2 separate regions of the Homo sapiens genome follow, and region 2 is linked to region 1. Evidence: read pairs that join two places in POLR2A ChIA-PET (ENCODE). Cell type or tissue: endothelial cell of umbilical vein. All regions are shown on one strand. Each heading gives the region's core, and the rest is flanking DNA. Links, peaks and the distances in the headings are about the cores only.

The links. Peaks named below come from ENCODE experiments on the same cell type or tissue, not always from the same donor. Only the 100,000 strongest peaks of a DNase experiment are listed, where the experiment ranks them.
Region 2: POLR2A ChIA-PET joins it to region 1 with 7 read pairs; 2 of 35 experiments call an interaction of 5 or more read pairs at or near these places.

What each region holds. Positions count from the first base shown.
Region 1 is chr3:43,742,032-43,757,233 of GRCh38, reverse strand. No RefSeq gene overlaps it. Among named protein-coding and RNA genes, the nearest start is that of ABHD5, 59 kb to the right of the region's middle. RefSeq lists an enhancer at 2,790-3,989. In endothelial cell of umbilical vein, for the core only: no CTCF peak of the experiment used is centred there; a DNase peak (open chromatin) is centred at 8,813; H3K27ac peaks cover 257 bases.
Region 2 is chr3:42,840,160-42,855,361 of GRCh38, reverse strand. All of the region lies in intron 2 of ACKR2 (atypical chemokine receptor 2), which reads right to left. It overlaps LOC124909373 (a long non-coding RNA gene), which reads left to right and starts at 2,915. Exons shown (of 2, transcript XR_007095895.1): 1 at 2,915-2,987. In endothelial cell of umbilical vein, for the core only: no CTCF peak of the experiment used is centred there; no DNase peak of the experiment used is centred there.

The DNA of each region.
Region 1 (15,202 bases), core at 5,750-10,749:
GCTCAGTAAAAAGTGATTGACGTTGCTGTTCCATGAACTAGACAGGCTTTAAAGTCAAGTTCCAAAAATATCTGAGTGGTATCCACATCTTCAAAATGAGCAGCCAGCCTCTCAGCATGGAACCCTTTGAAGGAGCCACACTGGCAGGTAGGAACAGCCATGCTGAAGGGCTCAGGGAGCAGGAACCGGGCCACCTGCACAGGGAGGGTTTCCTTCCACTTCAGAGCAGGTAAATGGTTTCACTTCCCATCCAGCTCAGGTAGATTGATGATGGCTACCAGGATTTCAGCCCCAACAAGGATGACAAGGCAAGGGTCCTTCAGGATGGAGTAGCCATGCCTTTCATGGGGACAGGAGAAAGGTGGGTTGACTTAATAGGCTACAGATCCAGAAGTTAAATTTGTGCCATTGTTCGGCATAATCATAGTATTATTTAGTGAGAGTTCACCATGTCTGAGCAGTAATTGTCAGGGTGCTTTACATTTATGTATCATCTTATTTGATCTTACATCAATCCTGTGAAGAGGGTACATTATAATCCCCGTTTTTCACATGGGTCTTACGGACTAAGTCAACTGCTTGAGGTCACTTGTAGCAGATTCAGCCACTGCCCAAGTGTTGTGAACAACAACTCCCATGTGCCTGGCTTCTGTCACTTTTGAGAACAGCTGCCTCTGACTACCAGGGTCTACTTTGCCTACCCACAAGAGTCTGGGGTCCTTGGGAATTTAGGTGTGCCAGGTAAGCCCTGAACCTTAGACTGTTGGGTGCAGGGCTATAAATGTTTCTAGCTCCCTTGCCTTTGACAGGCACACTCAGGTGTGGTCTCCACTGACCCCAGAGCTCCACCAGAATTGAGCCAAGTGGGAGCCTTTCCTCCTCCTTCTATGGGACTGTGTTCGATGCTGCCCCTTTGCACCCTGCCTGGCCTCCTTCCCTTCCTGGCCCCACTCTCCTGTCCCCCTATTGTATTTTCCTAGGAGTATTCTGCAATGAAACACTTTCGTGCAAAGGTTTATCTAGTGGTCTGCTTCTGGGAAAACAGACCTGCGAGGTCACTTGGTTGTAAGTGCCAGAGCCTGAGTTCAACTCAGGTTCACGGTGTAAACTGCCTCAAAGAGAACCACCCCACCAGAACCAGTAATAATAAATGTGCAAAGACGGAAGACCTAAATAGAATTCTCACCAATGCTCGGGGGCCGAGTCCCAAGCAAGGCCTGGCTGTGAAAGCTGTGCCTGCCGACCACCTGAGACTTGAATATCCTGCGTGGAAGCCCTACAGACTCTGGTGTGCCCTCTGCCACATCCCAGCATAATCCTGGTGGAGAAAGTCATTGGAATTTTGGAAGCTAGGAAGGCTTTCCTTAGCCTGGTAATTATTTTTTCTTCCAAACCTCTATGCAAAGAATGTAAGTTAACTGATTAGGCTAAGGCTCTGTGCATCCTGTTGTTCTCTTTTCTGCAGTCATTTGGGTCTTTGTGTATCTTTGATGTGTGTGAATTAACATATTCTGCAGCTCCTCCCACTCACCGAGAGAAGGGGAAAAGATACCAGCCACAGCCCTTGCAGCTGAAACAAAAAACCTGAGCCTGGGTGGAGGCCAGAGGGAGGAGGAGGGCTTTTCTCCCTATCTCACCATTTGGGAGAATTTTCCCTAGAACAGGAAAAATAAAATAGTGTTCTTGTTCATGAATATTGCAGGTAGAAAAGAACACACTCTAGGGTATGCCTGAAACTCCACTCACCTTGTCTCCCTGGAAATGCTGAAGTCCATGAGTCCCAGGAAGGACCTTCACTCAACACTTCCCTAGCCTCCAACTCTCTTCCAACCCAGCCTCACCCCTGCACAGGGAGGTTTTCCTTCTACTTCAAACCATCTTTATATCAAGGGATGGTTTCATCTCTCATCCAGCTCAGGTAGATTGATTTTTTATCAATCCAGAGAATTTTTATGGAAAGAATGTGAAAGTTGCACCTGGGTGAGATGAGCTAGAGATCAGGGGAGGGAAGAGGACATTCTAGATTGGCTTCAGTAAGAGAAGAATGTAGACTCTTTCTTATTTTACTTGGAGGAAATTTTCACTTGCAGAGCTAAAGCCAGGTTCTAAGTTCCTCTTTGCTCATGCCAACTCAGAAGAAAGCACCCCTCAGAGGGGACAATGGCTTCTTCCCACAGCAGGTACCTCTACAGATTTACTTCACTGGTGGAGGTCTGCACCAAGAGCAATGCAAGCAAACTTCAACCAGACAGATCCCTGATCTTGCCTTGCTTACACACGCTGAGTACAGTCCTCTCTCGATATCTGCAGGAGATTGGTTCCAGAACCTCCTTGAAAACTAAAATCTGCAGATTTCTCCTCAAGCCCCTGATAGAAAACAGAGTAGTATTTGCAGATACCTTATATACATCCTCCCCTGTACTTTAAATCATCTCTAAATTACTTATAGTAGTACCTAATACAATGTAAATACTATTTGAAGAGTTGTTACACTCCATTGGTTTTTTATTTGCATTATTTTTTTCCAAATATTTTTCATCCTGGTTGAATTTGTAGATACGGAGCCCATGGACACAGATGGCTAACTGTATTTTGTTTGCTGTTCCCACTCAAGAGAATGGAGCAGAAAGATGAACACAGCTGGGACAATGACAGCAGCATTGCAGAGCTCACGTCAGCCCTGTACTACCTCCTGAGACCTCTCGTTATGGGAGAAGACAAATTCCTTTGTGCTTGCACTACCCTAGCAGGAATGTGTCACACACAGCTAAATGCAATCCCAACTAGGACACTTGGAATATGGCAACTCACAGCTGGGGGCTAACCCATCAATGTGTCTTGTTTGGGCAGCACAGTGTTTTAAGTAATTATACTTCAGACATGGGAAACTTCATTCAAAATCCAGATTTCTGGCTTCTTTGGAAAAGCTAAAAGGTACAGAAAGATTGGGCTTATACTCCCATGAGGCACACAGTCCCCCTGTCACTCCCTCTAATTAAGGGGAGGCTCAGTTGCCCTTTATCATCACACCTGAGCTGATGTTCGCTTGGCCTCCACAGATGTTTGGGTTCATGCCATTTGGGAATGAGCACAGGTTTGTTAGTTGGCCACCTTGGCTCTGTGTCAGTTGTGCAGCACATCTTTGAGCCCCTATTTCTTAATAGATACAACATGTACAAGAAGCGAAGGTGTTGGCTTAAGGGAGAAAATGCCAAAGTACTTAGTATGTTATCTGCTATTTCAAAGAGCCCCCAAGAAATATTAGCTCATTTCCTCTCCTCTGCAGATTTGAGATATCAATTTTCTTGTGATTGAATAACTCAGGAATGTGATGGCTCACATGTGACTTAAATACTACAGCTGTCCCTTCCAGAGGTGACACTGCCAATTTAGTGACTAAGCTCAGCTTCTGACTACTGACTTAAAGGAGGGTGCCCCTGCAGGGTCCCCATCACAGACATTAGAGTTGGATTTTGAACAATTCAGTTCAGTGAACATGGGCCTACCATAACCAAAGGGTCCATTTTCTGGTCTCCCTCTCACCCTGGGACACTTCCCTGTGTCCTTGTCCATCAAGCCCCCTTAGGCTTCCTGAATAATATTCTTCTCCATAGAAACCTTCTCCTGACAGCTACAAAGACTTATTTGCACTGGGAGCCTCTTCTACAGCAGGTAAGGCCAGCAGGCTGAAACCTTCACACCTGGGTGCCTTGGCCGATGTTATTCTCTCTGCAGGAATGCCCTTCTGGTCTTCTTCCGAGAAAAACAAAACAAAACGAAAAACTGCTGATTTGTGCAGGGCACGGTGGCTCACGCCTGTAACCCAGAACTTTGGGAGGCTGAGGTGGGTGGATTGCTTGAGGCCAGGAGTTCAAGACCAGCCTGTCCAACATGGTGAAACCCCATCTCTACTAAAAATACAAAAAATTAGCCAAGTATGGTGGCACACATCTGTAATCTCAGCTACTCAGGAGGCTGAGGCACAAGAATCACTTGAACCTGGGAGGCAGAGATGGCAGTGAGCCGTGATCGCACCACTGCACTCCAGCCTGGGTGACAAAGCAAGACTCTGTCTCAAAACAAAGAAAAAAAAAAAACTGCTGACTTGTTAATGCCAACTCCTACAAAGTTCTGCCTTCACCTCTTAGGCAGAAAGACTTGCTCCTCCTTCAGAGTCTCATTGCCAACTGAGCTCCAGTCACATGACACAGCAGTGAGTCTAGTAGGAAAGACAGTACTTTAATATACCCAGCAACCACTCAGTGTCAGGAGCTTAGAAGGTGTTTAATAAAGAAGATGGAGGTCTGCTCGCTGACTGGCTGGTGGACAGGTGGGCTACTTCTACCTGGCGGCCTACTTCTACCTGGCGGCAGATAGCCAGCAGGGAAGGATTTCCAGGCCAGCCTTACCCTTTACCCTTGCCTTTCTGCCTTCTGAGATCTTCTTTCCCTGAGGCTGGTGGGGCAGAAAGCAGCTGGACAGCTGCCCACATGGGGAGTGGGAGCAGGGGCAGCAGCCCCCCAGAGGTCTGCCTATCACAGGCCCCACCCTGTCCAGGGGCTTTCTGCCTTTGCTGCCTCTCTCTTCCCTCAGAGCCTCACAGCCTCCCTCTGGTGACGAGCTTCCCATTACATGGAGGAGGCATTGCACAGGCGCCCACCTGCTTTCCCCCATCCTCTGAGCTCTGTGTCTCCGTTCTCCCCTCACTCCTGTTCCTGGAGATGGACCTTGCCAGCTATGGGAAACTCCTTTGCCCTAGGTCCCGTATTCCCTCTCGCTCAACAGCTCCAGCAATTCTCCCCAAGCCCTCTGTTGCCCCCACGTCCTTCTCCAGGTGTTGCCTCCTCTGTCATTCCTTTGCATCAGAGTCCTAGGAAGGCTTATGTGCCCTCTCTCTAGCTCTCCTCCTTCCAATCTTTTGTAAATGTACTGAATGGTTGAGAGTATCAGTAAGTTAATGGCAGTCAGCCTGTACCCTGGCCCCTCGCAAGTCCCCAGAAACCTCCCCTTTGCTGGTGCCAAGATGACTCTCAGGCCTTAACTTACACTCCCAACCATTCTGTAAATTTCTCCTTCCTCCTGTCTGATCCTTTCTTCACTTGGCTTCCAGCACCCCACATTCTTGGCCTTCCCCCTCCCACTAGCCAATTACCCCTTCTCACTCTTTCTCTGGTTCCTCCTCATCCCTCTAACATTTACACATAGATGAACCCCCGGAGCTCTGTCTTTGGACCGCTTTTCTTTTCCATTTATAGAGCTCAACTAATCCCATGGATTTAAATGCCGTTTACATGGAGTCTAGTACACTCTTTTTATATATGCAGCTACCTACCAGACATCTCCACTTGGGGGATGTATCTGTCAGGATAAACTAGATTATGATGCAGAACAAACAACTTCAACACCTCACTGGCTTAAAATAACAAAGGCGCGTTTCTTGTTCGTGCTACCCGTCCACCACAGGGCAGCTGGGGCTTCTGTGAATTCTTATCATTCAGGGGTCCCCAGGCTGATGGAGGCTCCACTTATCAGCAGCCATCTCAACATGAAGCACTCTCCTAGCCCTCAACACACAGCAAACATGTCTAGCTAGTCTCCTCTCTGCCATGACCTTAGGTAATTTTCAGAAAGGATACATACATACATGCACAAATAAATGTCTACTTCATAAACCTCACATACAACAATGCTCACCCATAAACAACATAATTAACAAAATTTTCACAGCCTCCTCCACCTAAGATGGAATTATAACAAAGTCTTGTGGGCCTCCAGCAAAAGAAGGTTTTTCTCCAGGGAGGTGCTCATAATGTTTAACAACCAGCTCTCTCAGAAACCAAAAAAAACCCCGATTTATATTGTTTGCCAATTACCATAGTGTAAATACCCCCACCATGGCCAATTTCAAGTCAACATGAGTTTAACACCCAGCTCTCAAATTTACTGAAAATGTAACCATTGGCTTTTGTGAGCTGGTCTGAGCCAGCCACTGGTTTCATCCCAAACTTTTCTTTACCACATCCCTTGATTTACTCTCCAGAAAAAAAAGAAAAAAAGAGCAAAGAGAGGAAATATATGCCAGGCACTGCAACAACACTGTGTGCATTATTTAAGACCAGTGTTAGTTAGTATATTGTTTCCACTGCTTTAACAAAAAGACTCAAAATCACTTGTACACCAATGCTCATAGCAGCATTATTCACAGTAGCCAAAAATGTGGAAACAACCCAAGTGTCCATTGACCAATGAATGGATAAGCAAATGTGATACATTCATACAATGGAATATTATTCAGCCTTAAAAAGGAAAGTGATTCTGACACATGCTACAACATGGGTGAACCATGAAGGCATCACGCTAAATGAAAGAAGCCAGTCACAAAAGACAAAAATTGTATGATTCCACTTGTATGTACCTAGAATAGTCAAATTCATAGAGACAGAAAGTAAGATAGGGATTATCTGGGGCTGGAAGAGGGTAAAATATGGAGTTGTTATTTAATGGATACAGAGTTTCTGTTTGAGATGGGAAAAACCTATTCTGGAAACAGATCATGATGATGGTCACACAACATTGTAAATGTACTTAGTTCTACTGAATTGCATGCTTAAAAATTGCTTAAAATGGTAAATTCTGTGTTATGCATATTTCACTACAATACAAAAATGAAAAAAAAAACTCAAAATTATGAAGGCTTAATACCATTTCTGCCACTTATAAAAAGCTGAGTAGGTAGACCAGGGCTGGTAAGGTAACCGCATGATTATCAGACCAAGGCTCCTAGTACCTGGTTCCTCTGCCACTCAGCATGAGGCTTCTCCCTCATGGTCCAGATGGCAACTTCTCTTTTGTTGTTGTTGTTTTTTTTTTTTTGAGACGGAGTCTCCCTCTGTCACCCAGGCTGGAGTGCAGTGGCACGATCTCGGCTTACTGCAGCCTCCGCCTCCTGGATTCGAGCAATTCTCCTGCCTCAGCCTCCTGAGTAGCCGGGACTAGCGGTGCTCACCACCATGCCTGGCTAATTTTTGTATTTTTAGTAGAGACAAGGTTTCACCATGTTGGCCAGGCTGTTCTCAAACTCATGACCTCAAGTGATCCTCCTGCCCTGGCCTCCCAAAGTGCTGGGATTACAGGCATGAACCACCGTGCCCGGCCCAGATAGCAGCTTCTACTCCTAGAATCACATCAGCATTCCAGCCAGCAGAAAGAGAGAACACTGGAAAGGGAAGCATGTTCTTACCTTTCAAGGGTATGGCCTGGGTATTGCACACATCACTTCCACTTTTATCCCAATAAGCAGAATTTATTTATTTATCTAATTAGCCAGGCATGGTGGTGCATGCCTGTGGTCCCAGCTACTTGGGAGGCTGAGGTGGGGGAGTCTCTTGAGCCCAGGAGGTGGAAGGTACATTGAGCCAAGATCATACGATTGCACTCCAGCCTGGGTGAAAGAATGAGACCCCATCTCAAAAAAAAAAAAAAAAAAAAAAAAAGAACTTCTTTCTCTAGCTGCCATAGAGGCTGGGAAGCACAGTCTTCAATCCACACAGTATTTGTTCAGCTAAAAATTCTACTGCTCTGTAAATGGTGGGGGGGGGGTGGGGGAGGCATAGATATTGGGATATAGTTAACAATCCCTATCAAAAGCATAGTAACCCTATGAAGTAACTCCTATTACCCCATTTTAGAGATTGAGAGACCAAGGCTCAGACTAGTTAAGTAACTCACCCAACGTCATTCTAAGTGAATGGCAGACTTGAAAAACCCTTTCCACTACATTATGCTCACTCCCTCCAGGAAGTAAAGTTCATCTGCAGTTCCCTCGGAGACACTGCGAGAGAGAGGGTAGGCTGGGAGCAGAGGGTGGAGGTAAGGGAAGCCACACTGTAGCTGAGCCCACAGACTCACCCCTTGTGGCATTTAGGATGATAGATATGAGGGGACATGGAGTTGCTGAGTGGCTGGAGTGCAGTGCCGTAGGCTCATCACTGGCCCGTGAAAGTCACTTATTAAATGATCAGAAACGTTGTGAACCAGTGGTTAAACACAGCCATTGTAAAATTAAATTTCATAAACTTACAATTAAATAAATTATATTAAAAACAAAGGTAATAAATACCCAAACTCATCACTTCTTAATTATTTTACTGCGTCTTACTGTCTTCTATGCTCTTAAGGGTCTGGTATCTATTGTGTCTTGATGGTGGAATCCTCCCTGATGGGGGCTACTGCCCAGCTCCTCCTTACTCTGTGCTCAGTGACGTCTCCTGGATAGCCTGATATCAGCTGTGGGGGAAATGTTTACAACACAGAAATCAGCAGAGACTACAGAACAGAGGCTTCAGCCACTTCCTAGCACAAGACTGCATACGCATATACAGGCGGTATAACCGGGATCACTGAGGAGCCTGCAGGTTGGGCTGAGTAGAGAAGGCCTGCGCTCCTTTCTCTGACTGGCTCCCCATCCCTCTTCTCTCCTGCATTCTGACCTCTGTTAATAAAAAGACCTCACTTTATCTTTAAGAGAATTTCTGATACACAAAGTGTTCAGGGATTGAAGTAGACAAATAATTTGGGTTAATGTGCATATCCCTGTTGTCACGTGGTCCTTGGTAGAGGGCTTGTGGGGGGTCCACTGTGGCTCCCAAGCCCCCTCCACCCTACCACAAGCTGCTGCGCAGGTGGAGCGTCCCCACTTTTCCCAGAAGGTGAAGCCAGGATGGAGGAGGAAAGGCTCCTGTAAACAATGGCTCCCTCTGCCCTTTGAATGGATAATGTCGGTTTCCCTCTTGGAAATGAATCAGGCAGCCACGTGGTATCCTCTGCCAGCCCTCTGCTGCTTTCAGTATGACATGCAGGCAGTTGGGGGCTGGAGAGTGAGGGAGGTGAGATGCACAGCCAGCCAGATTTGAAGATGAACCTGGGCGTGGCTCAGCCAGAGGAGAAGGACACCAAGTTCCCAGGAATTCCTGGCCATCAGGCTCAGGAGCACTGCTTCTCACTCAGCCAGACACATGCAATCACCCACATCTCAACTCCAAAGCAGAGAAAATGAAAACCAAAAGAAGCTTTAAACATGGGGAGGACCCTGTCTCATTTTTCTGTACCAAAAATAAAAGCAGCTTGGAGAAAACATTACCTAGAATGCAAAGCATAGCCCCCTCAGCCCTCCACTGAGGCCTCCTTCTCTCCAAAGACTGTCTTATCTATCCAAAGACTTGCTCTGCTACTCTTGCAGGTTAGGTTCCTCGAAGCAGAGGCTGAGTTTAATAGGGGTCAATCCTGGCGGGGCAGGATGAGCTGAGGAAGACGCCAATCTGTGACTCAGGCCCCACACAGCCATGGTCAGCCAAGGGCCTGGAGCAGGCTCGCCTGGCAGTATCCACATTTGGTCCAAGTGGCCAGACTCTCACACCCTGGCTCCTAAGGGGTTGGATACAGACTCCCTGGGGGTGTAACCTTGGGCAAGGTACACAGGAAAGAGCTTACAACCAGCAGCTGACTGCACGCCCGCAGCTGGCCACTGTGCCTTCCTGAAGGGGAGCTGGGCAGTGCAGCTCTGTGTCCACCACACAAACCCATAATGTTTTGACACTACCTGTGGAGCTGATGCTCTTGGCAGGACCGTATCTGCCTCTCCAAACCAACAGGAGCTTGAATATTCACATCATCGTTGTTCAGCCCTGTGGCCTGAGCTTGTCACTTGATTTCTGCTTCTAAGCCTCTATTTCCTTGTCTGTGAAATGAGACATAAAGACTCTATGAACTGAGGACATAGCGGGCCCTGGATACGGTGCGTGCCTTTCTCCTCCTCTCCTGCCTCTCGTCCCCACCCTCCATGAGGTGGCCAAGACCTTCTTATTCTTTATTCTCTACAAACGCACATTCTTTACCCTCATTTCTCTCAGCTCCCCAGGGCCCAGCTCCTCCCTCACCTAGGGCTGTTTGGCAGAGCCCCCTTTTTCTTTTTTCTTTTTTTTTTTTTTTTTTTTTTGAGACAGAGTCTCGCTCTTTCACCCAGGCCGGACTGCAGTGGCATAATCTCGGCTCACTGCAAGCTCCATCTCCCGGGTTCACGCCATTCTCCTTCCTCAGCCTCCCGAGTAGCTGGGACTACAGGCTCCCGCCACCGTGCCTGACTAATTTTTTTTGTATTTTTAATAGAGACGGGGTTTCGCTATGTTAGCCAGGCTTGTCTCAAACTCCTGACCTCGTGATCTGCCCGCCTTGGCCTCCCAAAGTGCTGGGATTACAGGCGCCCGGTCAGAGCCCCCTTTTTCAAAGCATCTGTCCTGCTCCCCACATCCCAGGGGCAAGATCTCTAAAAGAGCAATTGACCAAGTCTCCCTACCTCTGTTCCTTGCTCCCAATTTAAATCCCCAATAGCCCCCTGAACTTCCAAGCTGGATAAGTTTCTTACTGCTGCTGTAACAAATGAACACAGCAACATGAATCCATCATCTTATAGTGCTGGAGTTAAGAAGTCCACAACGGATCTCATGGGACTAAAATCAAAGCATCCACAGGGCTGTGTTCCTTTCTGGAGGCTCAAGGAGAGAATCTGTTTCCTTACCTTTTCCAGCTTCTAGAGCAGGGGTCCCCAATCCCGGGACCACAGACAGGTACTGGTCCGTGGCCTATTAGGACCAGGCTGCACAGCAGGAGGTGAGCAGCAGGCAACCAAGAGAAGCTTCAACTGTGTTTACAGCCACTCCCCATCACTTGCATTACTGCCTGAGCTCCACTTCCTTTCAGATTAGTGGGGCATTAGATTCTCATAGGAGCATGAACCCTACTGTGAACTGTGAATGCATGTAAGGGATCTAGGTTGGGTACTCCTTATAAGAATCTAATGCCTGATGATCTGTCACTCCCATCACCCCCAGATGGGACCATCTAGCTGACCATCTAGTTGAAGGAAAACAAGCTCAGGGTTCCCATTGATTCTACATTATGGTGACTTGTATAATTACTTCATTATATATTATAATGTAATAATTATAGAAATAAAGTGTACAATAAATATGATATTCTTGAATCATTCCAAAACCATTCCCCTCCCCACACCATCCATGGAAAAATTGTCTTCCCCAAAACTGATCCCTGGTGCCAAAAAGGATGGGGACCGCTGTTCTAGAGACTGCCTATACTCCTTGGCTTATGGGCCCCTCCATCTTCAAAGCCAGCAGTAACCTGTCAGGTCTTTCTCACATCACATCAATGTGACATTGACTCTCCTGCCTTTCTCTTCCACATTTAAGGCCCCTTGTGATTACACTGGCCCACCTAGATTATCCAGGGTACTATCCCATTTAAGGTCAGCTGGTTAGAAACCTTAACTCCTTCTGCTATCTGAATTCCCCCTTGCCATGTAACATAACAGGCACAGGCTCCAGAGATTCAGGCCTGGACATCTTTGGGGGGAAGTTACGTTGTCATTTTGGCCACGGTCAGAATCCCTTCACCAGGGTCTTCTTAACACAATGCAGCCAGAGGAAACTTTCAAAAAACAAGCCAGTCTGTGATCCCTGATTACACTCTCCAATTGACATTAAGAAAAGAATCCTGAACCAAATTACCTAATCTAGGCTCTCTGGCCTCTGCCTTTCCATTGCCTCATTTCAGGCTCCTCTTTCCTCCTGTCTTTCCTACCAACCCACAAATGTCAGAGAGTCCCTGTCCTCACCTCGTCCTGTCCTGCCACCTGTCTTCCCTATCCTGCCGCCTGCTGTGCCCACTGTGTGAATTACCCCTCTCTTCCCTCTGTGTCTGTCACATCTTCCTCAGTCTCCAGGTCCTGAGCAAGTCATTTCCTGGGGGCAGCCTCTGAGCTCCCTGCCAAGCTGCTGCCTCTCCTCCTTGCATTTGCAGTGACTTGTTTAACAACTAATCACATAAGTGAAAACTGCTGTGGGGATGGTGTCATAGGCAGAATAATGCACCCCCAAAAGTGTCCAGGTCCAAATCCCCACAACTAGTGAATATGTTACCTTCCACGCAAAAGGGACTTTGCGGGTGGGATTAAGTGAAGGATCTTAAGATGTGGAAATTTTCCTGGATTATCTCAGTAGGCCCACTGTAATCATAAGGGGCCTTATAGGTGGCACACAAGAGAGTCAGACATTAGAAAAAAGAGACATGACAGAACCAGAGGTTGGAGTGAGGCACATTGAAAATGAAGGAAGGGGCCACAAGCCAAGGGATGCAGGCAGCCTCCAGAAGCTGGAAGGGGCCAAGAAACAAATCATTCTCTGAAGCCTCCAGAAGGAACCAGCCTTGCTGGCACCTTGATTTTAGACGTCTGGCCTCTAGAACTATAATACAACAAATTTGTGTTTTTGTAAGCCTCAAGTTTGTAGTAATTTGTTACAGAAGCAAAGGAAAACTAATACAGACAGGAACTGAGTCTGTGTCTGCTCAACATGGTATCACCCAAGCCCACAGCAGTGCTTCCCGTAGAGTGGAGGCTCATTAAGTATTTGATGCATGGACAAATGAGCCTGGCAGGAGATAGTGAATTAAACCCCCCAGCAGACAGACTGTAAGAGCTCCTGCTCTTCACTGTTCCTCATGCCTGTGCTTCCCCAACGCTTTCAATTCCCAAAGGAAGAAATGTGGAAAACCACTTCTCAGAGTTGGCTGTGAAAGACAAAAAAAAAAAAAAAAAGGGTGGGGGGAAGATTAGAATAACAGGCTGCAGGGGTGGAGGGGTCCAGGAGATGCCACCTACCATACTAATCTCAAGCCAGAAGGGACTATGGCTCACAGCCAAGACCTCTGGTACCAAAGAAGAGACTGCCCAGTGGCAAGACTCTTCCAGGCTACCCAGCCTATGGGGCGGAGCAGGGAGAGTTCCCAGGACCCCTGGGTGAGTGGAGGTGCCTTTGGAGGGCCATAGTCAGGGGATCTCGCTAGCCTTAGCGAATGAGGGACCTACCTGGCCAGGCTGAGTCTGCTTGGACAGGCCGTGTTGGGAGGGCAGCTCTGAAGGCCCTGCTGTGCTGCATGCACAAATGCAAGGAGCTCTGACAGCTTTTTCTCTCATAAGTTCAAACGCAGTGAACCAACAAAGGAGGTGTGATATGGCAGGAGGCAGGGGAGGAGAGAACCAACTGGTTGTGGGGGGAGGCGTGGGGGTGAAGCAGGGAATTCAAATGTTTCTGTAATGTTTATTTCCTAAAAAATAAACTGAATATGACAGAATGCTAACATTTATTAACTCTAGGAATGGGTTATATAATTCTACAATTCTCTAAATTTTTCTGTGTTTAAAATATTTTTAAAAGAATAGAAAAATGGAGAAAGTATTGTTTTCTGATATGTATTCATAAATGAATCACACTAATTCTCTCTCTTTCTCTGTCTCTCTCTCTCTCTCACACACACACACACACACACATTTCTACATAGGCTAATTGTCCATTCCTGTCTCCTTTTCCTCTCATCACTAAAATAATTTTCTCTGTACATAGAATTTATATAATCACAGCAGACTTAGTGCTTTTTAAAAATTCAATGAGTTTTCTTATCAGTTTAATTATTTCAACACATTGTTCAAGTTAATTAACTTTCATTGAGTTGATTTACTTTTATAGAAAAAAAGGTTTTTAAGCTCAGAAAAGATTTTTAGAAGTCAACAATATAGAAATGAATGTCGTTGAAATTCTAGTTGTAAAAATACTTATCTATATTTTCCAATCACCCTACCAGCTACCACCTAGACATAAACTCTTAATAATTTGTATATTTCTTTTTGATCTTTTTCTTAAAGCAGAGGTGAAAATATGTGACTTATGGAAATGCGTATTCTTTTTCCCCTTAACATTGCATCACAAGCACTTTATCATACCACTAAAAACTCTTTCTATGCATAATTTTAATGAATCTTTAACACTCATTTTAACGTGTACCATAAATTGTCTCTACTCGTCAACATTTAGCATGTTCTATTCTTTCCCTATTACTATACTGCTGAGACAAACATCTTGGCATATGAATCTTTGACCCCAATGATGTTTATTTTCTTAGGGAAGTTTCCTAGAATTGAAACTGCCCTGTGTTACTGAGTGAAAGGGCATACAAGTTTTTAAGTTTCTTGATATCAGCTGCCAAATTGCCTTCTAGAAAGGATGTAACAGTGTCACGTGGCCACCAGAGAGTGTCTGTGCTCCAGTCAGTTTGGCAAGAATTTAGAAAATCTAGTTCATTGGTTTAATTTGCTTTTCTCTGATCGCTCATGAACTTGAACATTTTCCCTCAACTGTCTTGAGCATTTTCATGTCTATTTTTGCCTATTTGTATTCTTTGCCCACATTATCTCTGGATTCTCAGTGTTACTCCTGTCTTGTGGATATGAGTCCTTTATTTACTAAGCACATAGCCCTTTGTCTATTATATACATGAAAAGCATTTTGCTCCAGTTTACCTTTTGCCTCTTAATTTTGCATATGATGCTTTTGGTGCATGGACAGTAGTTTATGTAGCTTTATCTATTGATCTTTTCCTTTCAATTGAAATAAACCAAACAACAACAGTCCACATAAAAACATAACCCAAAACTTCAATTTGAAATACAAAGAACTGGTGACGTGGCTCACACCTGTAATCCCAGCACTTTTGGAGACCAAGGCAGGAGAAGCCCAGGAGATTGAGGCCAGCCTAGGGAACATAGCGAGATCCTGTCCCTACAAAAAGTTAAAAAATGAGCCAGGCTTGGTGGTGCATGCCTGTAGTCCCAGCTACTTGGGAAGCTGAGGCAGGAAGATTGCTTGAACCCAGGAGTTAGAGGCTGTGGTGAGCTATGATCACACCACTGCACTCCACCCAGTGTGACAGAGCAAGGCTGTCTCTAAAAAAATAAATAAAAAGTAAAAAGTAAACATAAAAATATAAAGAACCAAAAACAGGCAAGATGAAACAGGTGACCATTTAATTTTCTGATTCACTTGAAATGTACTTTGGTATACAGCAGAAAGTGGAAACTCTCAATTGGCTTTTTTCCTCAAATAGCTAATCAGTGTCCTAACACCATTCGTTGAACAATAGTTTAATTTCCACAGTGATTTATTGCCTTTTATTTATTTATTTATTTATTTATTTTTTGAGATGGAGTTTCGCTCTTGTTGCCCAGGCTGGAATGCAATGGCACACTGCAACCTCTGCCTCCCGCGTTCAAGTGATTCTCCCACCTCAGTCCCCTGAG
Region 2 (15,202 bases), core at 5,507-10,506, 900 kb after region 1:
AGGCAAATTGGGAAGGAACCATCAGTCCCATTTAACCCAGGAGCAAAGCAACTTTACCAGGGTCACTAGTCAAGTTGCATCTGAAATCCAAGTCTTCAGACTCCAGGCACATGGTACCTTGTCCCTGGTCCCACCTCATCCTTAGCCTCTGTTCTGCTCTACCTAGCAGTTACAAAAAGGAGTCACTGAGAAAGGTGTGATTGAAGGCTGGGTGTGGTGGCTCATGCTTGTAATTCCAGCACTTTGGGAGGCCAAGGTGGGTGGATCACCTGAGGTCAGGAGTTTGAGACCAGCCTGGTCAACGTGGCGAAACCCCATCTCTACTAAAAATACAAAAAATAGCCGGGCATGGTAGTGCACACCTGTAATCCCAGCTACTTGGGAGGCTGAGGTAGGAGAATCACTTGAACCCAGGAGGCAGAGGTTGCAGTGAGCTGAGATCACACCATTGCACTACAGCCTGGGCAACAAGAGTGAAACTCCATCTCAAAAAAAAAAAAAAAAAAGAAAGGTATGATTCAGTCTTTGCTGGTTGCCCAGGATCTTACCCTCACTGGGAGATATCCAGGGCTCACCTCCCTTAGGTCTCTCAGGAAAGTCGCAGTTGAGGCAACAAGAGGAAAGATATTGTGATGAGGATGCAGCATGTTAGTTGGGCTCCTTCTATGAGTTGAACACTAACATGTAATTTTCTCATCCTATCTTCACCATAGTCCTGGGAAGCAAAGTGATTATAATCCCCACTTTCCAGATAAAGAAACAGGTGTGGATAGGTGAAGCCCAATTGTCCACAGCCTCAGATTAGCAAATGGGGGGCCGGGGATTGGATGGCCCTCACAACGTGAGGTGGAAGTGACGACCCCTTCCCCCCCACACTCCCTTTCAAAATGGATCAAACTTAAATTCGAAGGTTGAGGTTCCGACAGTGGGACTTCTGGCCTCGGCAACTAGTGGCAGGAAGGTTCAAAGCCAGTGGTGTGCTGAGAGCCAGTCATATGGCATCTGGGAGGCATTAAACAAATGATCATGGAATTAACCAACTCTGCGTTCAGTGATGTTAAGTTGGTAACCTGAAACTGGGAATATTTACACCATGGCAAATGCTATAAATCAAGGCTTTCCTCTCCTCTGCCATCCTACCTCCCCTGTGCCCCCAGCCCAGAGCTTCTTGTCAAACCTTCACCAGCATTCCCCTGATCAGGCCCCCACAGAGCTTGACCAAACCCTGCTTGACTCAGCGAACCCTCTTTTGTGTCTCCCACCATCTCCCCTCTTCCATCTTAGACATCAATTTCACGGCCGCCCTACCTACAGCCAAGAAGCCTATGGACAGGGTCATGTGTAGGTCCCTCAGGGGCTGAAAGCACACCCATCCTGAGTGTACTGTTCACAGTGCAGCTGATTCAACATGCAAACTGATCAAATAAACAAGACTGAATGTGATCTCCAGAGGCCACACCAGCCTTTGAAATATGAAGCCAAGGACACCGTTTGAGATCACTTCTAGTGGAAAATACTTTTGCTGGCTTCCTTTGAATGTGGAAATCATATCCTCCTTTAAAATACAATCTAGGGTAAGGGCTTTAAATATATTAATTTATTTAATCCTCACATTTACCTGATAGAAGTAAATACTATTATTAGCCCTGTTTTAGAGCTGAGGATGCTAAAACACAGGGAAGTTAGAGAACTGGTCCAAGATCACAGAGCAATTGAGTAGTAGAGCCAGGATTTGAAATGGGTGTCCATGCTCTTAAATGCTAGGTTACAATACCACTCAAAGAAAATAGTAAGCACAGCCAGGTGCAGTGGCATGCACCTATAGTCCCAGCTACTTGGGAGGCTGAGATTGGTAGATTCCTTGAGCCTAGGAGTTTGAGACCAGCATGGGCAACATAGCGAGACCCTGTCTCAAAAAAATAACAATAATAACAACTAGGTTGTAGATCCCCTTCCCTGAGCTTTATATGTAATAATGCACTGACTTCTCACAATAACCTTATAAAATGGGCCCCATTTTACAGATGAGGAACTGAGACTCAGAGAAGGGGAGTAAAGTGCCCAAGGACACACAGCAAGTATATGGCAGAACTGGAAACCAAGTTCCTGCAGCTGGCTCCAGAGCTGGAGCCCCAAATCACACACTGGGAGTTCAGCCTGTGTGCACCCCTTCCTCGGGCTTGCAGGATGAACAGCTGCCTTCTGGATGGTCTGCATGGGAAGCATATTCAGATTGTGATTTATAAAACACAATGAAGATAATAGAAACCAGCCCTGACACTTACACAGGGCTTTGTGTTTCCAGATACCTTTTTTTATCCCAGTCATTGCTGTGTCTTCCTGGCTCCCTCGTGAAGGGGTGAACAGGTATCGCCTCTCTAGTTTCCCAGGAAATCCAGGGCCACACTGTAAGCCAGGCACAGCTGGCCAGAGGAATCAGCTGGCCTCTGATTCCAGATCACGGCACACTCTCTCTCCTTACTTTTTTAACATGTTATTTTTTCCTGATTGCCATAATAATATATATTCAATGTAAAATGTGGAAATACAGTGGAAAAATAGAAAAGAGGCCAAAAAACAAAAACAAAAGTCCCCTGAGATGCTACCACTGCAAAAATAACCCACAGGAACATCTTAGTGTATCCTGTTTGTCTGTTTTCATGCCCAGAGCCACGTCTGGTACACCAGATTACACAAAGTCTGGCTGGAAGGGAGTGGCCTTGTCCATTCCTCAGCAGGGCAGGAGTCCCCTTGCAGCTTCCAGCTAGACATAGCTGTCTGCTTCTCCTGAGATATGTGAGGCCTGCCTGCTCCCCACGCTCCCTGGGACCCCACATCACTCAATGTTTCCTGGCCTGGTCAGGAGATAGAGATGTTTGTGACATATATAAAATCACAAGAGTAACCCTCCTCCCAAAACTTATTTCAGCTAACAAAAAGTAAGCACTTTCAGAGCCCGACCCTTCAAGGAGCTGCTGCTGCAGAAGGTGAGACTTTCATGTCTTTCCCAGAATGTTTTTTGATGTTTTGTTTTTTGCCTCTGTACTTGTTGCCTGTAATGTTCCCATGAGAACTCCTTGCGTGTGTATTTCAGCATGAAAATGAAACCCCACTATCCCCAGGAAAGGCAGGACACTCAGCATGGTAGAATAGACAGAATAGGCAGGGTAGAACAGACAGAATATAGCTTAACTCACTTCTTAATGGCTGTGCAACTCCGAGCTCATTATTTAACCTCTCTGATACTTAGCTTTCTCACCTATAATCTGCCTCCCTTGCAGGGTTATTATGGTAAACTAAGGGCCTGGCATATACTATTGGTTCTCTTCCAGCCCCTAAAATGAATAAACTCGCTGATTAAATGACATTTGATTCAGGCTGGGATGCATGGGAGGAGATCCAGGGACTATTTGAATCTGGAACTGTTTTGGGCAGAAGGAAGGGGGCCAAGAATTTGGGAAAGGAGCAGGATGGGGAGAGGGTGGACATGTGCAAAAGAAGAGACCACAGAGCTGTGAAACTTTGGCCCTGGGAGAGAGGCCCTTAAAGACCATCTCATCTGCCCCATTATCTTACAGCCGGGAACACTGAGGCCCAGAGATGGAAAGGAATGCCTGAGCTCCCCCAGCCAGGTTGGAGAACCAACTCTCAGGGGTTTTCAGAATCTGCAAAGCAGATTCTCAGAGCCAGAGTCAAGGAAGGGAAAGAGGTCAGAAGACCCATCACTCTCCAGGTGCTGGAAGCAATTGCTCCAACAGCTGCCCTGGAGAGAAAGCTCTGCACTGACTTAGCACCTCCCTCTTCCCAGCACCTGTGCCCACTCCCCAAGCCACTGGGTTCAGTCTCTCCCTGTGTCCCCTGGGAAGTCTCACCCCCACCCCACACCCCGAGTATGGCTATAACCTACCGGAGCCAGAATGACTTGCTTGAGAATGTCCACCACAAGCCTGGGAGGAGAGCGGCAGCGCCAGGTGCCTCTTCCTCAGGGAAGTGCAGACAGAGTGTAATTCCTTTCCATGCGCTCATCCCCTCTCTGGACAGCAGCCTATGTATATCCTGCTTTCAACTGGAATAAAAAAAATCCCTTTGCCCTTGCCCCAGCCCTCATCTCAGCTGCATAGCCATGAGCTATTTCTCTCATTGATAAGAGTCAAGCTCAGATGACTCCCACCCCATAAAAGAGCATCCCCCAAAGATAGTGTTTGGAAAGCATGTATCCCCTCTCTGGAATGATTCCCTAGTAGCTGGGTCAAGTACACTAACAGCCCATCCCAGAGGTCCAGGCCTTTGTTTACCCTGTGTCTACCTGAAGGGCCTTCCCAACATCACCTTCAGCTTCTTCATCCTGGATACCTTCTCAGCAAGATCTCAGTCCCATTCTGCCCCAATTCTAAACTCCACCCAATCTCTTTTTCTGGCCATAACTCCCACTGAGCAGGGCTGTGTCTGCTACACCCACTGTGTCACCAATAGTTTCATCTCCCAGACTTTCCAAATCATCTTCCCTCTTTCTTTCCCTTCTCCCCGACTCCCCTTCATGGCATCTCTGTATGATTAGCTGCCTATTTAACTATCTGTTCCCCTGCTGGGTCAGGAGCTCTCAGGGGAAGGACCATATCTGACCCACCACCCAGAGCCCAGGGACAGGCAAGAGCAGAGACTGAATGAATGAATGACTGTGGATATATGATGCATTACCTGACATATGCTTAGCAGTATGAGGGTCTGCCTTCCCAGGACAGCACCTGTGGTCCAGGATCAGTACCTCAGCCACCCTCACCTCCAGTCCCACTGCCCCCTTGACACACAGCAAGTGCTTGGTGAATGCCTGTTGTCTCCACCTGGACTGAGCAATAATAGAGTAGTAATGTCAGGTGGTTAAAGGCATGGCATTGGAGTCACACACAGCTGGGCTTGGACCTGGCTCTGCATTTACTGGCTGTGTGACCTAGAGATGGTGGCTTCACCTCTCTGGGCCTCGGTTTTTGCAAGTTTATTGGGGGTACAGATAGTCCCTCAGACAGGCGTCAGAGAACGGAATGTCCCAAGAAGATGGATATGGACTTAGACATTTGCCTTTCTCTGGGGTCCACAGGCTACCAAGAATGGACATTAAGACTATGATGGGTTTTTACTCAGGCAGAAGGAAGCAGGGGACCTTTCAAGTGAGGCCTCCAAGTTTCTCTAGGCCAAACACTAGTTTCCAATAGAGAGACCCAAGGAGCTGCCCAACAAGAGCCACAGGGTCCTCGGTCCCTCCCACAGAACAGCTAAGTTCTAGGACCTGGGCTCCTTTTTTATTCTCCCTCACCTCCCCCCTTTTGTACATCCTTATTTTAAAATAATTTTTAGACTTGCAAAATAAAGCACGAGATTCCTGGATACCTGTCTGCCAGCTTCCCCTAATATTAACATCAGTTAAATTGCATTTAGCCTAAGGCTAAACATATATTTTTATATACTTTTAATATATAAGACATGTATTTTATACATTTAATATATAAAACTTACATATTTTAAATTTGGCGTAAAGATTTCTCCACACATAATGAACTGTAACCAAACTGAATGTATAAACAGGCTATAACCTATTCTTGTGCCAATTACAGAGTTTCAGCCAATCGCATGTGGCCAACCATTCAAATGGTGTTCAAATAAGGCAAACGCCAAGCTGTAACCAATCCAGCTGTTTGTCCCTCACTTCCATTTTCTGTCCATCACTTTCCTTTTCTGTCCATAAGTCTTCTTCCACATGCAGCAGCACCCAAGTTTCTCTGAACCTAATCTAGTTTGATTCTCAAATTGTTCTTTGCTCAATTAAACTCCATTTACTTTGCCTAAGGTTTTGCTTTTTTTTTTTGACAGAGTCTCACTCTGTTGCCCAGGCTGGAGTGCAATGGTGTGAGCTCGGCCTCGGCTCACTGCAACCTGTGCCTCCCAGGTTCAATAAACTCTCCTACCTCGGCCCGGTGGCTGGGATTACAGGTGCCCACCACCATGCCCGGCTAATCTTTGTATTTTTAATAGAGGCAAGGTTTCACCATGTTGGTCAAGCTGGTCTCCCACTCCAGAGCTCAAGTGATCCACCTGCCTCAGCCTCCCAACGTGCTGGGATTCTAGCCACGAGCCACAGCAGCCGGCCTCTAAGGTTTTACTTTTAACACATCTACATAATCACAGTACTGACTAAGAATCTAAACAAGGAAATTAACATTGACATGATACTATTGAGTAATCTACACACCTTATTCAAATTTCAACAGTTGTCCCACTAATGTCCTTTCTCTGGCCCAGGATCTAAACCAGAATGCGCTTGGTTCTTATGTCTCCTTTGTCTCTTCATTCTGGGGCAGTTCCTCAGTCTTGCTTTGTCTTTCATGACCTTGACAGTTTTGAAGAGTACTGGCCAGTTCATTTGTAGAATGTCCCTAAATTTCAGTGTGGTGTTTCTTCAGGATTAGACTGAGGTTGTGTATTTTGGGCAGGAACAACACAGAAGTGATCTTATGTCCTCAGTATACGTATCAGAGGTACATAATTTAAAGATGTCTCTTTCCTGGCAATGTTAACTTTGATCACTTGAAAAATGTGGTATCTAACAAGTTCTTCCACTGTGAAATTACTATTTACCTTTTGTAATTAGTAAGTATCTTGCTACTTTGAGACTACACAAATATCCTATTTCTCATCATGCTTTTGTCCACTAATTTTTGCATCCATTTATACTTTCCAACAGTAATTATTACTGTGGTTTTTTCCAAATGGTGATATTCTATTTCCATCATATATTAATTAGAATTCTTTCTACATGTATTAATTAGAATTCTATTATAAGAAAGAGCTGGGCCTGGCACAGTGTCTCTTGCCTGTAATCCCAGCAGTTTGGGAGGCCAAGGCAGGTAGATGGCTTGAGTCTCAGAGTTCGAGACTAGCCTGGGCAACATGGCGAAACCTCATCTCTGCAAAAAACACAAAAATTAGCCAGGTGTGGTGGCATGCATCTGTAGTCTTAGCTACTTGGGAGGCTGAGTTGAGAGGATTGTTTGAGCCCGGGAAGTGGAGGCTGCAGTGAGACAAGATTGTGCCGTGCACTCCAGCATGGGCAACAGAGGGAGACCCCATCTCAAAAAAAAAAAAAAAAAAAAAAATTTTTTTTTTTTAAAAGAGTTAGCCTTTCTTCTTAAGTATTTATATTAGTATGAACTCATGGGTATTTATTTTATCCTGTTACTCTCATTATTTATCTTGCTGTTCAAATTGTCTCATCCTCTTTTAAAATATTTCAACCCATCTGTTTCCTGTTAAGCTGCTTTTCCTAATGAGATGTGGCCCACGGCTAAGTCACTCCCTCAGTGTCACCCCCCAGCCATAGCACGTCAGACACTCCCTGGTATGCAGGGCAGGTGGTTGGGAGACCTCTGAGCCTTTGTGTGAGCAACTAGGTTTCCCGTTTCCCTGAAACTCACTGAGGCATCTTCCCAACAAGGGCTGGGCTTTTTCCTGGAATGGGCAGGTTGCAGTCGGAGGAGTCAGTCCTAATTCCACAGGCAAAGAGTTCCAGGAAGGGCTGAGCCTGGCCAGGTAGCCCCAGATCCCCCACCCCCACCCCTGCTCTCCATCAGGCATCCTCCCTCCAGCACCACCAAGCTCATGCTCTGATTGCCCCTTCTTGAGTCTGGCAGCTCTTGACAGCCTGGTTTTTGATGGGAGAGCCCTGGGTTGGCCCTGCCTCATCCTCTGTCTCACTGTTTCTTTTTCTTTTATTTCTCTGTCTTCCTTGGGCAAAATTCACCCCATTCTGGCTTAACTCATGAGAGAGTCAGTCCAGTCCTTCTCTAGGGCCTTAAAACTTTGAATTCCTAGGCTACAAACTTGCCCTCCAATTTAGAAGCCTGGTTAGAGCCCACATTTACTCACTTTTATTTGCTGTTATGCCAGAACCTCAGATCTTCCTAACATGCTCCATTGACGGCACAAAAGGAAGGAAATGATGCTCCTCTCACCTCTTCCACTTCCTCTTTCTGTGCTGTCCCCAGCCTGGCCCCCGCTGGCCACTCAGACTGTGTTATCTCCTCTTTTGTACATCTGCCCAAGGCACCCTTCAGCTAAGGGGTTATGTATAATCCTTTCCCCAACTGCCAGTCCCTTGCCTTGCTACAAATGCATTTGTTTGAAATCAATATATGTATTCATTTATCAAAATATCTTCACTTACATATTTACTACATGTTAGAATTACAGAGTGGTTCTCCAGACATCTGCTTTGTGGGTTAGGCCAGGCTGAAGTTATCACATCCATTTTGCAGACAGGGTTGCCAGGATTCAGAAACCCCGTCACTTGCCCAGAAACACAGTTGATAGCAGCCACATGGACTTTCTGACTCCTACTCCGGTGCTCTTTTGCTCATTGTCTTTGTGAATATTCTGTGTAATTATTTGCTCCTTTTTGCTCCCCAGCCCCTCCACCTCAGATCTGGTTAGTGATTCCAGGACAGAATTATTGCTTGCTCATCTGAACATCCCCCACTGCATAGCCCAGCCAGCACTGGACACACAGTAGACACTCAGTAAATGTTTGTTGGGAGAATGCAGGCTTTGATGTAGAAAGCCTTCCTAGAATTACTTGCTCTTACCTAACAGTGGTCTTACCGCTTCTTATACAAAGACTCCACCACCTGAGGCTTTCTGGGACTCAGTTTCCCTGTCTGTAAAGTGACTATAGAGCAAGCTTATCCAACCAACAGGCCGCATGCAGCCCAGGACAGCTTTGAATGCAGCCCAACACAAATTCTTAAAATTTCTCATAACATTATTAGTTCAGCCCAAAGCCAGGGACAAAAATAGCAGCAGCTGGATGCACCCTCGGGTTCCAGGCAAAGAAGATCACATACTGTAAGGCTAGGAAGTTGGTGTTTGCAGGTGACCCTGGAAGTGGGTAAGTGTCATGGACAGGATGAGCTGTCAGCTTTCTGGAGCCAGTTTCATTTCTTGGGAACTATTTTCTTTTAAATATTTTCAAGGTCTCTGGAAACTGAGAAAGCTGACAGCTAATCAACAGTTGAGAACTGGGGACCTTGCCTGACCACCCCTTCACTTTATCACCCCATCTGTCCATCCAGGAAGCCCTTCCTGAGGGCCTGTCCTGGGTTTCATTCCAGACAGGGCACTAGGGGCCGAACAATAATGCTGATGCTTACATGGCACTTGGGCTGGACAGGACACTGTTTCAAGTGCATTACATGTATTAATTTGTCTAATCCTCCCACGAACCCGATGTTATAATGAGGAAAATCAGGCACAGAGAGTTAGGTAACTTTTCCAAATTGCAGCACTGGGATTTGGACCAGACTACCTCCACCCCCACCCTCAGCCTCCACCCAGTTAGTTTACAGGATTTTCCCTTCTGAATCAGATATTTTCCCCTCTCCCCAGATACATTTTGTAGTTTTATGATGTTGTTTTTCTCTTTTCTTTTGTTTTCTTTTTTTCTTTTTTCTTTTTTTTTTTTTTTTTGAGACGGAGTCTTGCTCTGTCGCCCAGGCTGGAGTGCAGTGGCACGATCTCAGTTCACTGCAGCCTCCGCCTTCCAGGTTCAAGTGATTCTCGTGCCTCAGCCTCCCAAGTAGCTGGGATGACAGGCATGCGCCACCATGCCTGACCAATTTCTTTTTATGGTTAAGGGTGGGGCCAGGGTTTCCCTAGGGGTTAAGGCACTATTACGTTTTTTAAAATGTCAGTCGGAGGCTGAGGTGGGTGGATCACCTGAGGTCAGGAGTTCAAGACCAGCTTGGCTAACACAGTGAAACCCCGTCTCCACCAAAAATACAAAAAAATTAGCCAGATATGGTCCCATGCACCTGTAGTTCCAGCTGTTCAGGAGGCTGAGGCACAAGAATTGCCTGAGCCCAGGAGGTGGAGGTTACAGTGAGCCGAGATCATGCCACTGCACCAACCTAGGTGACAGAATGAGACTCTGTCTCAATCAATCAATCAATCAAGTGTTAATTGGTGTTTTCCCACCATTCACTTTTCTTCTGCTCAAACAGTGAGACTCAGGAAGGGTCTTTGAATTTTTTCTTGGTCTTTGAGTACAGGAGTTTGAGAAAATTAAGGTTCTCTTTCTATTCTATACCAAACTAAAAAAGCATTCCCCAGGCTGAGAAGGTAAGAGGCAGCAGGGAAGCAGGTCAGTCTAAACATTAGAGGGACACCGTGCCCTGTCTTATGGCCACGGTCCTGGTGTTTGCGGGACTTAGGGGGCACAGGGACATGGCACATGGGGAGTCCAAGGTGAACAGGGCCACAGGTAGCCCCATCCCATGCCCTAGCCTGAAGCAATCAAATGAAGTCTTCAATGGGCTGCCAGGCCTGAAGGTGCTAGTGGACTACCCTGAGTGTGGACACATAGGCTGATGTCCAACAGGGAGGCAGGATGCTGATGTCTAAGTGGAGGCCCGTGTGGACAGGTGCCACCAAGAACCAGGTGGCACCATGCTCCCCTGCACCTGGGCAGTAACCAGTTTCCTGGAACTGATGTAATTCTGGGCGAGTGGTGACCCTCACAGTGACTGCAATTAAGTTTCCATATCCTGTAGAATGGGGGTCTCAAAATAGAAAATAGCTTCTTCTAGAAAACTACAATCATATTTTCTCATCTACATGAGTGTGTGGCCAGAGGTGCTCACTGAAGGCACCTTTGGAATCCCCTGGCAGAGCTCCTGTAGCAGGCACCATTGGTGGCCCTCGTCTACCAGAGCTCCCACCTGCTGGGCACACACTGGCTGACTTCCAGCTGTGAGTACCCACACTGCTCTGTCTGTGGCCTTGCTCTGGCTAACAAAGCCTGTCTTGCCCCTGCCCACCAGTGCAGCATGCCAGAAATTCCAGGACATAATGTTCCCTGCCCCCCACCAAGAACCCTCAACCAATGACTGAGGTCAGTTGGTGCCTAAATACCCCACCTCCCTTGCCCTTGGGTGGAATAACTCCAAGGTGTGTGCACTGCACTGTCTCCCCGAGTTTCTCCTGGGGGATTAAGTCCAACCACCCACAGGGGAAGCTGGTTTGCTAACACACTCTTCACTGGCTGCCTTCCTTCCTCTGCCTCACCTCCCCACTCTCCTGCCCATGTCTCCAACTTCCAGATAAACTGTTAGTGGGACCATATGACATTGCCAATATTTGAGATTTTTGACCTATAAAAATGGCAATTTCATATAGTTCAACCTAAAATTTACACTCAAATCTTTGTCTCAGAGTCTGCTCCAGGGCTATTTCCCCTCCAATGCTTATCTACCTGCTTTATCCAAAGGCTGTCCGCTAGGTCTCCTCCTGTCCCACAGCACAGCGGGTTCCCGGAGAGGTAGAGGTGGGACAACAGGGAGGCGGCTCCAGGAATGAGCACGTGCCCCACCCACATCACATATCAGAGTGGGAAGTGTGGCTACAAAATGAGGAAGTCATGAAAGATATGGAAATGTTGTAACTGGAAAAGTGATGGAATGTTTGGAAGCAGAAGCTCTGGGTGTGGGCTTGGAATCTGGAAAAGGGAACATGGGTTCATGGCCTGTTTGGCCTGATCCCAGTCCTCTCTCCTAAAGAACTCAATTCCCTCTAAATGGAGAGTTCTGGGCATATAAATAGGCTCAGGAACACTTTGGCTAAATCAGAACACCAGGCATAAACATAGCACTTTGCCATCTCAGTTAGCCACCCAGCAAAATTAACCTGTTTCTGTGGCTCACAGAGTATGGAGACCACCCTGCTAGACAGCAGGGGAGGAGGAGAATTTGGATGAGAATCCAGGCCTGTTTCCATCTAAGCAGTTATTTTTGTCTGTATCCCACAATAGGAAATGCATTTTACCAGGCAGTCTATTGTACACATACACACACCTGAAAAAAAAAGTTTCACAAAATAATATTACCCAACTACCAATGAAAAGGATAGTTTCTATTCCTTTCTGTTTCATAGTTTTTAAAAGCTGAACATGAGCTGGGTATGGTGGCTCATGCCTGCAATCCCAGCACTTTGGGAGGCTGGGGGGGCAGATCACTTGAGGTCAGGAGTTCGAGACCAGCTTGGCCAACATGGTGAAATCCCGTCTCTACTAAAAATACAAAAATTAGCTGGGCATGGTGGTGGGCACCTGTAATCCCAGCTACTCTCGGGAGGCAGGAGAATCGCTTGAGCCTGGGAGGCAGAGGTTGCAGTGAGCCGTGATTGTGCCACTGCACTCCAGCCTGGACAACAGAGAGAGAGAGACTCCATCTCAAAAAATAATGAATAATAAATAAATAAATAAATAAATAAATAAATAAATAAATAGCTAGACATGACTCATTAACTGATTTCTTTCTTTTTTTTTTTTTTTTTTGGAGACAGAGTCTTACTCTGTCACCCAGGCTGGAGGGCAATGGTGCAATCTTGGGGCTCACTGCAACCTCCACTTCCCAGGTTTGAGCAATTCTCATGCCTCAGCCTCCCGAGTAGCTGGGATTACAGGTGTCCACCACCACACCTGGCTAATTTTTGTATTTTTAGTAGAGATGGAGTCTCACCATGTTGGCCAAGCTGGTCTCAAACTCCTGATCTCAAATGATCCACCTGCCTCGACCTCCAAAAGTGTTGGGATTACAGGTGTGAGCCACCATGTAATTAACTGATTTCATAACCTGCTTCTGGGTGGTGACCTTCAATTTCAAATATTGCCCTTGAGTGTATTCAGAAATGAATTGGGTGTGGACAGAATTTCTGGGCTTTTCCCAAACACTGTGCATTTGCTGTCAGCCTCTGTCCCATTCAGGGATTCAGGAATTGCTGGACTGAGCCAGAGGAACTTTGAAAAATTCATAAGGTGAAGAGGGTTCCTATCTCCTAATCCAGTGATTAAAATGAGGCATTGCTGTCACCTTCATATTTTTTGCCACATCCCTCTACCACCTATACTATGTATTATTGTATAAATATATCTTCTATAAATCAACTCACCACTCTTTAAAACTTAAATACTCACTCTAGTCCTGTTTTATGGAATATTATCAGTAAAATCACACATTTGATGTTATTTCCCAAGGCAAACAAATAAAAACATAACTAGAAAAATAAAACATGTTTGTCCATTCCACCTTAACTCATCAAACCCATGACTTTCTCTGCCCAGTTCCTTTCACAAGAAAACCATCCTGTCTCTGCACAGTTTGTGCTGTTTCTAATGCCCAGAAAGGCCTCAACCTCTGTCTACCTCTCCAATGACAATCAGTGCCATCACTGTGGCCGACAACACCTAAACTCATCTAATCTTCACACCAACCAACCCTATGAAGCGGTAGGGTCATTTCCATTTTACAAATGAGGAACTGAGGCACAGAGAGATCAGGAAGACTTGCCCAAAATCCCAATGCTAGGGAGTGATGGAGCCAGGTTTTGAATCCAGGCTGATGAGAGAGCCTGTGTGCCTAACTACTAGGTGTTCCTGGCCCCTTCTAAAGCTGCCCATCCCAGTCTCAACCCTAGTATCATCCCGTAGAGGACACGTTCCTGGACTACCCAGCCCATTGGATTACTCTTCGTATGTTCCCAAAGCACTCACTTCTTGCCTGTTTAATTCATCTGGAGGTAAATCATAACCTATAGAGACATTGCCTCTACTAGGCTGGGGACTTCTTGAAGGCAAGGCTGCATCTTATTCCTGTGTGTATTTCTGGGTCCAACAGCCCATCTGAGGCCTTTCGTGTCTGCTGAACACTGTGATCTTGCCTTGTTTAACAAACACTTAGCACTCTTTGCTAGTTGTCAGCTCACAGGCAGGTTTCCAGCAAAGCCCTGGGAATAGTCAGGGGCAAAGGGAGAGGAGTCAGAGGCAACAATTAAAGGAGTCTTAATCTAAGGTCCATGGATCCCCAAAGGACCCATACCTGGTATGCAAGAGATCTGAGCTTACATGAGAATAAGATTACATCCTTATTTTCACTAACCTCTAATGGAAATTCAGTATTTTCTTTCATTGGAATGTCACCCATGACTTTGTCACCAGTGAAATCCCTGATAGTTTCATTTCACATTACCATCAGAACAGACATCTAAAAATATTTACATTCATTACTTCCTGGAAATTCAGACCCACTGCTAGATCTTGTATTTAAGGCATTAATAAAGATACACATAAATAGCACACGCTATACTATAATTTTTTTAAAACTTGGTAACTATTTCAATGGGATTGACATTCTTAGAAACTTCAGTAGAATTGATAATCATATGTGTTTTATTTTATGCATTTTAAAACATGATTCTGAGAGGGGCCCCATAGGCTTCACCAGACTGCTGGGGGTAGGGGTGGGGGCCATGGCACAAAAAAGGTTAAGACACTTGGCCAGGCTCCTTGACTCACACCTGTAATCCCAGCACTTTGGGAGGCCGAGGTGGGCGGATTGCCTGAGGTCAGGAGTTCGAGACCAGTCTGGCCAACATGATGAAACCCTGTCTCTACTAAAAATACAAAAAAATTAGCCAGACGTGGTGGCATGCGCCTGTAATCCCAGCTACTCAGGAGGCTGAGGCAGGGGAATTGCTTGAACCAGAGAGGTGGAGGTTGCAATGAGCCGAGATTGCGCCATTGCACTCCAGCCTGGGCGACAGAGCGAGACTCCGTCTCAACAAAAAACAAAACAAAACAAAAAAAAGGTTAAGACACTCAACATAGAGTATCATAATTTAGAAATGGGTTTTGGACCCAGACGGACTGGAATTCAAACGTTAGTTTTGCCACTTACAAGTCAAGTTACCCAGGCCTCAGTTCCCTCATCTGAAAAATGGGCATTACTACCTACCTTATGAGATTAGCATTTAGCACCTGAGTAAAGGTGATTTCCTAACCCAGCTGGACTTCCTAGTGAGGCAAACAATGCGTGGGGATAGTGGAGCCCTCAGCTGGGATAGGGTCCACCTTTCTCTCTGCTTCCTATCCCTCCCACCAGAGAAGTCATTTGTCTCCCTCAGCCTGGCGAACCCAGCTCTCTGTAGCAGGACAGAAAGTCTGGCCTCAGACTCTTCTTGGATACTCTATTTCATTTCCTTTTTTTTTTTTTTTTTTTTTTTTTTGAGACGGAGTCTCGCTCTGTCGCCCAAGCTGGTGTGCATTGGCGCGATCTCAGCTCACTGCAAGCTCCGCCTCCCGGGTTCACGCCATTCTCCTGCCTCA